Regions from separate parts of the Homo sapiens genome. Here region 2 is linked to region 1. The links are chromatin contacts, found by Hi-C or POLR2A ChIA-PET in ENCODE. All regions are on one chromosome and are shown on one strand. The core of a region is the stretch at or near the end of the contact, and the rest is flanking DNA. Distances in the headings are between cores, read along the strand shown.

Region 1 (7,082 bases), core at 289-2,788:
GCAACGCAGCAGGTATGTACATAGGCAGACCTGCCTGTATTCACATGCCCATTATGGCTTGATCAGGTTTTCCATATTCGTGTGTTTCATACCTCTTGTCAGTATTTTTTAATAATGAAAGGAAAGAACATTAATTCTAAATGTCTTGTACCTCCACTGCATATATTTCTGGGCTATCAGGAGATCTGAAAAGGGAAAACGTCCTGATGACACACCTATGGCAATGTAAGGCCAGGGCTGCTCTTTTATTCTTTCAAAACTCAATGATTTCCTTTGCAGATAAGGGGAAATACATCCTTGTTTGACATTTGACACTTTTCTAAAACTGTAATAAAACCTTCCTCTAGTAGAGTCAAATCTCCCTTGCTGGTGGATTAAGCAGCTTCAGAAGCTTCCTGACCTTCTCGTTGCTGTTGCTGGCCTTGTCGTCATTTCACTGCTCATTAGCACTTCCTTCAGGGCTGGACTGGCCTCCAAGGTCATCCCATCCAACCCTCTTGCAATAGTGGATGGAAAAATGAGGTAAAACTCAGTTCAGCCTTTTCTGCATTATAACAGCTCTGATAAAGGACGTGGGTGAGGTGCGGAGGAAGCTGAAACTTGGTTAAAAGAAGGTTTGGGGATTAACTGAGGATTTAATTCATCCTTTCTTTCTCTCCCGTGGCTAAAATAGATAGTTGAGAGTTGGCAGTGCATCAAAACCAGGCTGCTCCTCAACCCCAAATTTCAGCCCCACTCATCCTGGAGTCTTTGTTGAGGGTTTCTTTTTAAACTGGGGGATCTAAGTTTCTAATTGTGCCTTTACAATTAGCAAATCTTAAATGCCTTCAATTGTCACTTTACAGAGAAGCAACTTGCTTTGTTTTTTTCCCCCCAAATTAAGTCCTTAATAACACAAAATAACTTATGCCACTGTTTAGGCTTAGTGAGGAACCTTCAGAAAATGTATAGAGTATTTATTTTGCAAGTCAAGAGAGAAAGTAAAGAGGAACTTTATGGAGGCGAAATAAAACAGTTGTACAGAACACATTTACAGGGCACATTAAGTCGGTTTTTGTCTATGGTTCTTTCCCTTTATGGCATATGTTATATATTGACAGGGATTAAGTTTCTCTCCTGAATGGAACAATACACAGTCACAGGGAGCTACTGTACTTTACAAAGCAACAGACATCAGCACAGGCAAATGGCAAATAGAAATGCATCTCACAAAGAACTAACCAGGTCCATGGGAAGCACAGTGCTTGGCTTCATCTTTTGCAATTCTGCATCTTTTGCATTTCCCTTCTCGCTCTGCTGCTCGCTCGCCTTTCTTTTTCGTCCTTTTCCCCCTTTTTTGCTCGCACCGTTACACTTTCTCTGTCCTCCTGGCTTTGTTATTCAGCATGTCTGATTAGCAGGAGCCTGATTGGCTGGCTGCCTGCTCCGAGAGAGATTCCATTCAGCTTACCCCCCACCCATCCACCCACCCACCCCTCGGTCAGGAAATGTGAGAGGGGCTGATGGAAGCTGATAGGCAGGACTGGAGTGTTAGCACCAGTACTGGATGTGACAGCAGGCAGAGGAGCACTTAGCAGCTTATTCAGTGTCCGATTCTGATTCCGGCAAGGATCCAAGCATGGAATGCTGCCGTCGGGCAACTCCTGGCACACTGCTCCTCTTTCTGGCTTTCCTGCTCCTGGTAAATGCCTTTTCATTTCAATGCATTGCTATTGCCATTGAGTCTGGGTGCTGTTGGGGGTGTGTGTGTGTATGTGTGTTTGTGTGTGTGTGTGTGTCTTTATCTTAAAACTCCAGGTAAAATAATTTACACGATTACAAAGAGAGAATACTCCTTCTAGAACTTTTAACCTCAACTTCCCAAGCAAGATAAAGTCTGCAAGACTTTCTGGAATTAGTTACTGCTATACAGTAATACTGATACTGAGACATGAACTTTGGGACATACTGCATGGAGTTTGGGAGCTGAGGACTGTATATATGGTGGTGTGTATGCTTGGAATTTGGATAACAGACATCCTGAAATTAAACTCACTCACTGTGGTGTTCCTGGAATTTTTTGATGGATAGGCTTTGCAGAGCTTGCCCGTACCGCCTTTAATGAATTACTTTCCATCTATGCACATGTACTATGGAACCAGGTAAAGAGGGGAATGAGAGCCTCTTTGCAGCCAACCCAGATTATGGCTCTTAATTACTGCAAGTCATTTATGGATAGAAGTTAATGCTAGGATTTATGAATTGAGGATTATGGCCTTTGATCTCAAATTTACTTTTAAAGAAGAAAAAGGAATGGTGACTTTTAGTACGGCTGATTGCCACAGTCATAGTGATAAGATGCTCTGCTCTTGAACGTCAGTACACATTGCATTTTTGACTCGAAGTAAATGTTCCGTTGTGACTCATACTTGGTTTTATGGGCAGAAAATGAACATTTACTGTCCAAAATAAATCTACACTCAAAATATTAATAGCAATGCACATTTTTTAAACCAGAGTGTTCTGGGCAGGCAGCTTAGTAAACCTCATCTGAAGGTTTGATTCCAAAATTTGCACACACTGATCCAAACAAATGTGATTGTAGTTTTTCCTGTCACATTTATAACATGCCAGAACTTCCTCAGAAGGTAACAAGGCAGGAAGAGAACAAGGTAAAAATGTAGCAAATGAATAGGTTGCATTGATTCCTTGATGGGGAAGGAATGTTTGTTCTGATTATATTCTGACAAATCTGATCTGCGCTATAATTTTGAAGTAGGGAAGAAAGCCATTTGGTACAAACTGAAAAAGTCCAGGAGATTCATCAAATAGAGTAATCAGACAGTGATTCAATATTTTATACATTCCCACTTCTTAATGATTTGCATCATTGTAGCTAAGAAATTATAATGCTGCATTGCAAGTGCTATAAATATAGAAATAAATTTTTAATTTTTCATAGAAATTTAAAGGTAAACTACATTTCAAGCATGAATGAACTATAAGTTTTAGCTGTTCTGAAAAATACAAAGAACAGAATGTTTAGGTATGCTTTATGACTTGTGGAGCAAGCGATTTATGAAAGGTGTCTCATTTTTTCCATATGGGATGTGTTACTTGTATACACCATTAGTTTGTCTCATCTTTCCTTCTTTGTGATTTTTTTAAGTGTGTGTTATTTTCCCATTATATTGCATCATAAAGCAAATTACCAGTATACATTACTTTTTTGATATTTTCATATGGAAGTATGATCTCATTATACTTTAGTAAAACTTTCCCATTCAGGAATAGATTGTTTTGCTATCCATTTGGTAAACGCATTATATCCCTCTGTGATATCTTGAATATTCATATATGTATTAGAGCATATAATTTGACTTATGTGGAATGAAAAGGTATGTATGCTTATTTCAGAAGGACTTAAAACATATCATATTTAAATTACAATAATTGTATTATAAAGATAAAATTAAAACAAACCTAGGTTTGTTTTATGCCTGCATTTAAATTAAGTGGAAATCTGAGAGTTATGCTACAAAAGGAAGAACTGACTGATGTTTACATACATCCCTTTGCCAAGCAATAACAGCATTAGTAATAGCTGTCATGTATTTTGTGTCTGAATGTGGCTAGTTGTTTGAAAATCATTACAATAAATCCTTACAATAATCATACAGATAAGACATTTTAAACCCGTTTTTTCAGGCAATGAAATAAGCTTGCATTTGAACCCAAAGGTCAAATAATGGAGAGAATAGAACATGTTTGCTTCGTATGGTGGTTGTAAATATTTAAGAACAATGAAAACAGTGGTGCAGGTTGGTCTGTACCCTTTGTTGCAGATATTTAGGCTTTCTGCATCATCTTGATCATTAAAGATATGTACAATATCATGAGCACTTGTTAAACTTGCTCATTAACTGCCCCCTTTAGCATTAAATTTAATTATTGGCTTAAGAGATTGTGACCTTTAGCCTGTTGTGTACTTGATTTAGAACTAGAAGTGTGGCATCATCAGCTCAACCTTCAAACTTGATAGAGAAATTGAATTGAGGGGCTTGTTTTTCCTATAGTCTTTTTTTTGTTTTTGTTTTCATTTACACATTGCAAGGATTCTGTCTATTCTTGGACTTATTTGGGGCAATTTCTAAAGGTCTCTGTAACTTAATTGGAAAACATCCTGTCTATTTTGTGGCAAGCCCAGTTTCTACCTTATTAAAATATCCCTCATTTCACTGACAGCTGAATCATCTGTATCATGACTAGGTTCTTGAGTGTGTACAAATATTGAAGGTTGTTCAGCCTTCATTCTGTCAAAATCCTTTCCCCTTGGAACTTATTTCTGAGAGGATGGGTGTTGAATCTATTTTACGTTACCACCCATATTTTCATGCACAGAACTTATATCATAAATTTATATTCTGGACACAGTAGGACAGTAGTACTGATCAAGAGATTTCATTTGATATTCAGGTGAAATTAAGCTACATAATGCCATTTTCTCAATCCTCCCATTCTGCTTTCTCGTATTTATTCTCTCTCCTTTGTCCCAATTGTTTAGCTCAAAAAGAATGTGGCAAAAACCATGACCGGCCATTGACATATGTGTCCATCTACACTTGAAGTCAAATCACTTCTTGTCAGAAAGGCATTTAATCAAATTTGCATTTGCCTTTTGTTTCTTTTAAACGGTTTTAAGCTCTTTTGCCTGCTATTGTGAGAGTTGCAAGAGTAACACTAGGAATTATAATAAAGTACATGTGTTTTCCTGTTGAATTTCTTTTTCTTCTCTGTACTAATTTATACATGGCAACTAGTCAAACACAATAGCCCATTCCCTTCAGTCCCTCTGGCACTCTCTCCCACTATTATCTAAGTGGATCTATCTTGGATGGGGAGAAGCACCCTTAGCTTGTGGAATGAATGTTAAGTCCCTTATTTACAGGAGACCGCGGCCTGTTCCAGCAGCATGTATGTCAGTGTGTTCATGTGCATGCACAAGCACTTTTCTATAATTGTTCACTCTACACAGATTTCTTTTTCTCAGACCTAGATTGTCTTTAAATCAAGCTTGAAGACTTTTCGCATAGATCTACAGAACGCTATGAAGCATTTAAAATTTAAAAATCACTTTCTTCATGTTTTTGTGAAGTTTCTTGTCTAGACATGGCCAGCTACATTTTTGTTTACTCAGGCTCCTGTTTTTAGTGTTTCAGTGTGTTCAGGACCACTTTCTGGCCCCCATTATTATTTTCACATAACACCATTTCTGTTGCTTCATATAAGTTGAGGGAAGAGTGTCCAATAGTGGTCACTAGTGAACTACAGAAGAATCTTGTTACACCAGGAAAGTTTTTCCTTGAAAAAGCATATGGAAATTGAAGTCTTTTGAGAGACAAAGAGAATGAATAAATAAATGCATGTATGTATTTGTGCATTTGTATGTTTTAATACATGTTGATGCCCATTTACTATTATGTATGTATAAATTGGAAAGCAGTCTTCTAACACACCATGGAGTAGGCTATTACTCTAACTTAGGAGATTCACATCTCCTAAGTTGATTCTATCCTACTAACAATATTACAGTTAGGGTTTGCAATTTTTATCAGTTAAGTGTCGTTAACTCTATACAAGTTACTCATGTTTTTTAAAAACTTAGTTTACTTGGGCTGTATTTTGCTTGGGGATTATATTAGCATGAGACATGGTCTGGTGTTTTGGTTCTCCCCTTTATTATGGCTTACTCAGAATATAATTTTAAACTCTTCCAGGAAAAATACTGGGTCCTATGAATTTCTGCTTTTCCCGAAGCACCTAGTAGAGTGCCGTGTAGATACAGTTTGTGAACTAAATGAAGAGAAAAAATGACTTACAGAGACTATCGAAGGGTTCTTTAATTCTTCATATTTTCAGTGATTCTTAAATTCATATGTGTAGTTCTGTTTCTTTGGTCAAGTGACAGCTCTGCTTTTAATTCATGTATCTTCCAGTTTCCAGGAATGACACGCTCTCAGGTCCAGCTATGTAAGTTTAATTGTGCCCTCCTCTCAGTAAGCATATTCTACTGTTTCTGTGGTCTCATGAGTAGAGTGACCCAGAAGTGACCTCTTCGTAGCATAAGGACCGGAGCCTTTTCTTGAGTGAGAGCATTCCTTCAATCACCATGAATAACCTACTGGTTAACTGTATTGAGATAATCACAGGAAAATGTGTCTAAATCAAGTTTTACAGTCTTGTCATTGTTACTAACTTTCTTCTTTTAGAGAGCTGGCTTCAAACTTTGTGTTTTCACCAGAATGAGACAAGTGCGTGTCATTTTCTGTCTACATCATAAAAACCATACCATGTGGTTGAATTTTGGCTTGATTGGCAGTACTGGCTCATGAGCGGCTTAGGACTGGCATACCAGAGGTGATGTAAGTCCTAAAGGATCCTAATTGAAATAGGCCAGCACAGCTGTGTGGGGAGCCTGCCTGCTAACTGGGGTAAGCTGTTGCTATCAACCCCTTCTTTCCATGAGCTCAAAAATAAATGACTAAATCTCCCCAATTCCCGAACTTCAAGATTAAAACCTACATTGAATAAAGCTTAACTGTTCTGTTTTGCCTCTCAGGGACTCTGTTAACTGGAGCACCCAGCATGGAGGGCAGTTAGTTAAGTTTTCTGGCCACGTCAAGAAGATGCCCAATGGCTGTAATCTGCAGCCAACAGTGACCTCAGGCTTTTTGTTTATTGTCTTTCCCAAGAAACTCAGTATTCATAAATCCATTAAAAAGTTTTGCTGTATCCACAAGCATTCTTTATTTTGATTAGAGAAATATATTTTATCTCATGAAGTAATTGTAACCTTTATTAGGAGAAATACCATAATTTCTGTGTTCAAATAGCCCCATCCCAAATTCTACCCATATATAGCTATGTGTACAGTCAGCGCTTAGTAATTGCTTGTCAGAAGGCATAAATAATTCATTGTAATCTCTAAAATATTTTATATGTAATTTTTATAGTTCTTGGGCTACTTTGCATTTATCTGTGCCATCGCCCATCTCTTACTTATCTTACACTTCTTTCTGTCCCACAAAGCTGTGGGGGACAGC
Region 2 (7,040 bases), core at 1,751-4,250, 80 kb before region 1:
ACCCATTCTAGCATACAGATAAATACAAAAATACAAAAAAACAAAACAAAACAAAAAAAAACACCACCTCAAAACACTGACAATGAGGACCCACAGAATTTTAACCTTTCCTAGTATAAGTAAGTCTGTCCAAAAAAGCCCTCCAAGATAAACATGGTTGGATAATAATGTATGCTGAGATAAACGGAGGTGTTAATTTGTTTATGGTTGTTAACTATAGGCTGGATGTTGGGGTCATCTAATGAAAATGATTGCTTTGGCTATAAGATGAAGGAGCTACAGGAGCCCTTCTTCTTGGCAGTCATGAGTGAGAGGGGTCTCTTGTCGATTCACTCCATTGCTATTTAATAACAGCAAAGCCATGCCTTGTGCCTGGAGGAGGGAAATCTCATTTATTTTGTTGGACCTAAAACACTGGGGACACTTTTGATACCTAGACGCTGGTCATTTTTATACCTTTTTCCTATAAAAACTGTGATATTTTAAAATCTACTTTCTTGGCCTTTTCAAGTTTTAGAAGCCTTTTCAGTATAATTGCATCAAAATTACTAGAGATTTTTTAGTGGGAATTACATCCGTGTTATAATAGTTTGCTAAATTTCATAAAATTATATCTTTTATTTATTCTATAATGGAAATGATTTAAAGTCATTGTACTAGACAGGATGTTACATAGTTTAGTTGGTAGTTAAAACAATTTTTTTTTTAGAGACAAGGTCTTGCTCTGTCACCCAGGCTGGAGAGCAGTGGTGCCATAATAGCTCACTGTAGCCTTGAACTCCTGGGCTCCAGCAATCTTCTTGCCTCAGATATCAGTAACTGAAATATGGGATTATTGGGCCATTATATTCATTGGCACAAGAATGATTCTCATGCTGAATATTTCATGCTTCTTCCAGAATCAATGTTTAGGAGTAGATTTTGTCCTGAAAACCAATTTTCTTTAGTTTTTAAGAGAGTTTTTAATTAGGGAATGTGATTCAACAGAAAAGACAATGAAGACTCAGATGATTTTTTGTTGTTGTTGTTTAAGTCCTGAATCAACTACTTTTTTTCTTTCTTTTCTTTCTTTTTTTTTTTTTTTTTTGAGATGGAGCCTCGCTCTGCAGCCCAGCCTGGAGTGCAGTGGCATGATCTTGGCTCACTGCAAGCTCTGCCTCCTGGGTTCACGCCATTCTCCTGCCTCAGCCTCCCTAGTAGCTGGGACTACAGGTGCCCGCCACCATGCCCAGCGAATTTTTGTATTTTTAGTAGAGACCGGGGTTTCACCATGTTAGCCAGGATGGTCTCGATCTCCTGACCTCGTGATCCGCCCGCCTCGGCCTCCCAAAGTGCTGGGATTACAGGCATGAGTCACTGCGACTGGCCCTGAATCAATTACTTTCTAGATTACCTGGCACAAGTCACCTAAATTATAAATCTCAGTTTATTTGTTACAAATATGATTAGTAATAAGGGTCCTACTACTTTATGGTACTGATGTGATTACAAAATAATGTCATATGTGTGAAAACATTTAAATCACATAAAGTCACTGTTGCTTTAGTACATGTGGTTAATAAAGAGGCACTCACTAGCCTAGCTTCATGGGGATAAAAAAAGGAACAGTGCGGTAGGTTGTTTAAAAAGCTTTCTATAGTTCAAACTATCGTGCATGCAGTGGCATCTTAGTGCCTGCTCTCCAATAAGCATCTCTTTACTTCATCCTACATCTCCACTTGGCCTGGCGTGCTCTGCAAACCTGCTACTGACAACAGTTTTCCCTGCTGATAGCCCTTATCTTTATCTCTGTTATTTAGTATTTTTGAAACTTCTATCTTTGGCCCCTGCATTCTGGACATCCTTTCCAGGCTACCTGTGTGTACATGTTCAAACAAAGTAACCTTACACAACATAACCTCAAAAACATAGTAGGATGATGGAATCAACCAATCCTGTAGCTTGTAGAATTATGCAAAATAATTTATTTTCACATTTGTAAACTTCAGAGGATACTCTAAATTCATACAAGAAAAAAATAATAATCTTCTTAATTATGAGCCAGAGTGAGAAATATCAGCCTTCTTTCCTTTTCTTCACCTACCTCTACTTTGGGGCCTCCCTCACTTTTGTGGTAGAAATCAGGTCTTTGCTTCTGCCAGTCTTAGGCTACACATGGCTATTTCACATGCTACCTAAGGTAAAAAGATGCTTTACTTTGCATTTGACTACTAAATTCAGGATGATAATTACTGAATACCTGTCATATTCCAGGAATAATGCTGTGTGTAAGGGGCACATAATTTTCTCTTAGAGTGCTTATTGACCACTTGTAGAAAGGGTTTCTGCTTTGAGTATACTACTCAGGTTATTAGTGGATGCATGAATGTGGGAAGTGGGAAATTAAGGAACCTCTAAATTTTACTCCAACTTACACAGTCTATTATCCTTTATACAAAATATAATTATTTTCACAGATTATACACATACACAGTATGCTGGGGTTTTTTAAATTAGAATTATAATTTGAGCATTAAGAAGTACTGTTGCTGTTGCATTCCACTTAATTGCCTGTGAATGTATTACTTCCTCAAATGTTCAGGAGAGTTCATGGTTGCTTGGACCTGGTAGGGATTAAAGGGGAAGGTAATGACTCACCATCCCAGTTGTCTCAAGACTCACCCAGTTTTAGCACTAAGAGTTCCACATACTGGGAAACCCCTCAGTTCTGAGAAAACAAGGATAATTGGCTCCCTTAGAGAATGTCTGAGTCATAGTTCTTCTGATATGTTGCATCATTCAAACTTACTAAGGATGTTAAAGAAGACAGTGTGGTGGTCATTGAGGTTGGCTCCCAACATCCATTTCACCCTAGTAACCTTCTACCCTGTTGCTGTGTTTTGTTAGAGGTGGCAAGGGCTAAGGCAATTTGGGTCAAAGTGATGTTGGGAGAAGCTTGCTAGGGACTTCTGAAAATGGCAGTGCCTTACTTTTAAGAGAGAACATAGAAAGGCAGCCTTTCTCTCCTGTTAAATGCCCCAGTATTCCTGGCAGCCATCCCACAACCTTGAAGGAAACAAGGCTTGGAGGGAAGCCAAAAGTGAAGGCAGAGAAAACAAAGCCTGGGTCCTGGATGATACCATCCGGCTGTGAAATAAACCAACTCCACAGCCCACTGTACCTCTGACTACTAGTTGGTAAACAAATATCCTAATGTGTAAGCCAGTTTAAATAAGGTTTCGGGTTACTTTGTTTGTTCCAGCTAAAAGCATTGCAGATGATGATCATGGAAAGTAATAAAGCCTTTAATTACCAATTGTCCTGACTGAATGGGTGAAAAATGTATCTTGGCATAAGATGATGGTTACGCAGCGAAAGCAGAGCCATAAAGAGATTGTTGCTTTAACTTTAAAAGTACAACTAGAACAAGGATTTTTTTTTAAAGGAGAAGCTGAGAAACAATTGAATAGGCCATTGACCAATAAAAATTAGCGGGGGATTGCATTGTTTTAAATCCTCAAGTTGATTGTTAAAAATAGTGAAAAGTTTTTAAAGGCCATATGCTTTAAAAGGAGGTTAGATGCCTAATTCCAATAACAGAATCTGTCCACAGCACTGCTTTTTGGTCCTATGCCCCAGGAGATCCATTTTTGTTTGTCAGATGTTATTTGTTGAATGGATATGATATTCCTGACATTGTAAATGTAAGACCAAATCAAAAAGGATAGAAATATAAATGAATAGACCCATTCTGCAAGAGAGAGAGACAGAAATGGAGAGAGAATAGGAGAATAAGAGAAAGAAGCTTGTTATAAATTATTGTGCTTTCAACTTATCACAAAAAGCTCATTCTTGTATTCCCAAACTGCAAAGACAACAGGTTAAAATAATAACCTTGAGTGTAGATAAAAGAAAGTTGATTATAAATTCAACATGGGTTTCATTATTTGTTCTGTATTTTAAGATGACATTCATCATAAAGGCACACCAACCCCGAAAATAGTTACCAACTCTCCACTTTAGACAACATGAGACAGTATGAGAACAGCAGGTCTGAAAAAAGGAAAGCATTTTTTTGCATTATGCTATTAAATGGAACACTTAATCAGCTTTTTTGCCAAGAGAAAACTTCCCATTATGTTAAGTTCTAAATAGGGCTGTGGGAAAAAAGTCTGCAAATGGAAAGGCTGTGGAGATGTGTCTGTTGACTTTGGTTGTTTCATAAAGTGTTAAGAGAGTCAGCATTTGTCAAAGATTCTTGGAAACCTTGGTTTAAGCAATTCTCTTTACCTTTTTGTCTGAGATTTGATGTCCCAACTTGGTAAATAGTGCATTTTTCAGGACAGATCTGTCAGAGTTTCCTCTTGTTCTCCCTTCACTCCTGCTCCCCCTTGTCCTTAGGCTGTTGCCAGGTGTTTGAGTATTATGTCGGATCTCCAGCATTATGTCATGGAAAAGCAACAGTAAGATCTGTAAACTGCCTTTCAAAACAGTTCTCCAGGAAGCCAGTCTGAATTTACTCTGGTTTTTAAAAAAGAATCATGTGTTTGACCAGCAGTTGCTTTAAATCCTGCTTTTTTCCACCAGAGATAAAGAAATGAAAAATGTGGGTATTGGTTTTTGCTGGCAAGATGTCGATCTAAAGTTTGCAGCATTCAGCATAAAATAAATGCACATGCTTTATTCAGAAATCTCATCCATTGATAAATGGGATCATTTAGAGACAGGACTGGTAGACTCTACCTATTCTTCTCCAAAGGAAAGCCTTGAGGATTTGCACTTTGTATGACATAATGGAAACAGACCCATTTTCTGATAGGGTATTTATCTGGCAAAATTCAATGAATGAATGGTTGGAGAGTCAGTATAGAATCTGTTCTGGAGCTTCTGAAGCATCCCTAGACCAAATTATATCCTGAACTGTACAGGTCTATCATCCTTCTCAACTGCAAGTGGTCAAAGACCTCTGAGCCTGTGTATTTGAAACTGACTGGTGATGAAAAGTGTAGTTTAACTAGTCTTGATTCAGCCTGGTTTAAGTTGGACACATTTTAGTTTCTTTGGTCTGTGACACAGATGTCTGCTGGATGAGCACCATCCTAGAGGCTGAACTAAAATTTACAAATATGTCATTTTTCTGCATGGGTAATATATACATCAAAGAGGAAGTACAAGACCCCTATATGTTGTCTTCTGCTTTCCAGATGTTTCTGAAATTACTTACTCCCTTTTAGTCTGGCCTTTCTGTGGAAGGAAACCTTTGATGCTAATCAACATTTGAAGTAGACCATTGATGCTGAGAGTTCTTGGGGCTAGCTCTTGCCTCTGAAGAGAATTTGCATAGGTTATCTACTGTAACCCACAAGGCAGTCAGTGACCCCATACTTTATCCAACCTTAGAGCACTCTGGTCCTTTTCATTAAACTGTTGGCCTGCCTCTTAGGTGCTCCTGCCTTTGCACAGTCCCAGTTGATGATAAGACAGTTGGTGGCCATGGCTGTGGAGATTTAGCTCAATATGGAAGTAGTCAGAAGGTTGACTGAAAGCTGGAATGTCAGGGTGCCCCCTCCTGGACTTATTCAATATAAAAATTAGATTGTGACTTAGTTCAGAGGAAGTTTGCTATTAATCCATAAAATCTAAGTCTCTTGTGCTGCAGTTTTTATGTTAATATTATTTTAACCTAAAAATAAATATTCATTACTATTCTAATAAATAATAATTTAATATTAATTAAATTTTATATTAACAAATATTAAACTTTAATGAGTGAAATTATATATTAATTATATTAATTTATATCAAGTAATATAATTAAAATTAATATTAATTAAATTTTACATTAATAAATATTAAATTTTAATAAATATTTTTATAATATTATTTTTATGTTAATAATGTCCTGTGCAAATAGAGTACCAGCCTTTATCAGCTTAAAAACTGGGATCCCTTGCACAAAACTATGTCCTTGCTTTGCCATGGTGATCTCAACTCTCAAGGTTTAACCACTCACATTTTTAAACTCTATTAGTTCACTTAGTCACTTTTAAATTACAAGCATAAAAACTCAGCACATTTTTATGATCATGCCACTGCACTTCAGCCTGGGCAACAGAACAAGACCCTGTCTCTTTTTGTTTAAAAACAAAAGCAAGAAACAAAACCTTAGTACATTCCTAAATAGGGGTCCTAAGAAATGTATGCCTTGGTTCTATATGCACTATGCCTCTTTATATCGTAACATTGATCTGGCTCTTGTATTTTCTAACAGAATCCCTGATGATGATTTTTATTCTCTGTGCCGTGCTATTCACAGTGATCCTGGGATCTACTATTTTTTAACCCCTATGCATAAATTAGACATTATCACTAAGTTTAGGTTTGTTTAGATTTCTTATCCGATTTTTGTTTCCCCTTTTTCCCCCACTCTTTTACCCTTATCCACAGGTGGTATTCTTGAAATGATTTTCTAATAGTCTATGGAGTTATGAACTTAGAATGAGTTGAGAGTGCCTTGCTTCCTTTCCCATATGATATTATCATCCCAGAAGGAAATCCTGCCTCGTGGTATAATTCTTTTCAAGAAGAGAAAGGAACACATTCTCTGAGCTTTAAAAGTACTGTATTTCTTGAGTCTATGATACCATTGAATCCATGATTAAAGATGCTGTTACATGCACTCCAAAAAAGAAAAAAAGCTCAAGATGAAAAATCTAATAATAGACTTGCAATTAAGAGGGCTACATCATTATTATGTGAGTAAATAAATGAACAAACAAAACCACCGTGTGAAAAGAGACAGCAAGAAAATGTATTTCTCAACATCGGTACTGGTGGAGGAAAGAAAAACTTCTCCCCTGATTATTTGAACCAAAACCCAATACAAGTACATGTTTTCAGTCTGAATTCATGAAAGTGATTGTAAATCACCATTGGATTATAGGACATACCACAATTTCAGAGATGATGAAATACATTGAAAAAGGTTTATTTTTAAATCAATGAAACACACTAATTTAAATTGTTCAAAAGTTAGTGTTTGTCTATATTTTTCTTAACTT

The links. A loop is a pair of places that touch in the nucleus more often than their neighbours do. ChIA-PET counts read pairs that join two places held with the same protein, here RNA polymerase II (POLR2A). Pooled maps may share reads with other maps.
Region 2: a loop to region 1 is called in a map of PC-3, with 5 times the contacts of the local background. The contact joins the enhancer-like site here to the promoter of ADAMTSL1 in region 1. A Hi-C loop is called at or near these places in 3 of 168 maps with a recorded cell type or tissue (MCF 10A, PC-3 and adrenal gland) and 2 of 50 pooled maps. POLR2A ChIA-PET finds 5 or more read pairs at or near these places in 1 of 52 experiments (OCI-LY7).

What each region holds. Positions count from the first base shown.
Region 1 is chr9:18,472,615-18,479,696 of GRCh38, forward strand. It overlaps ADAMTSL1 (ADAMTS like 1), which reads left to right and starts at 1,539. Exons shown (of 29, transcript NM_001040272.6): 1 at 1,539-1,681. The coding sequence starts at 1,619.
Region 2 is chr9:18,390,756-18,397,795 of GRCh38, forward strand. It overlaps a transcript of ADAMTSL1 not described here. Among named protein-coding and RNA genes, the nearest start is that of ADAMTSL1, 80 kb to the right of the region's middle. Within about 2 kb of position 3,001, at least 15 of the 41 ENCODE cell types and tissues checked have a DNase peak (open chromatin) inside an H3K27ac peak, as active enhancers do; they include PC-3, where a contact is called at or near this core.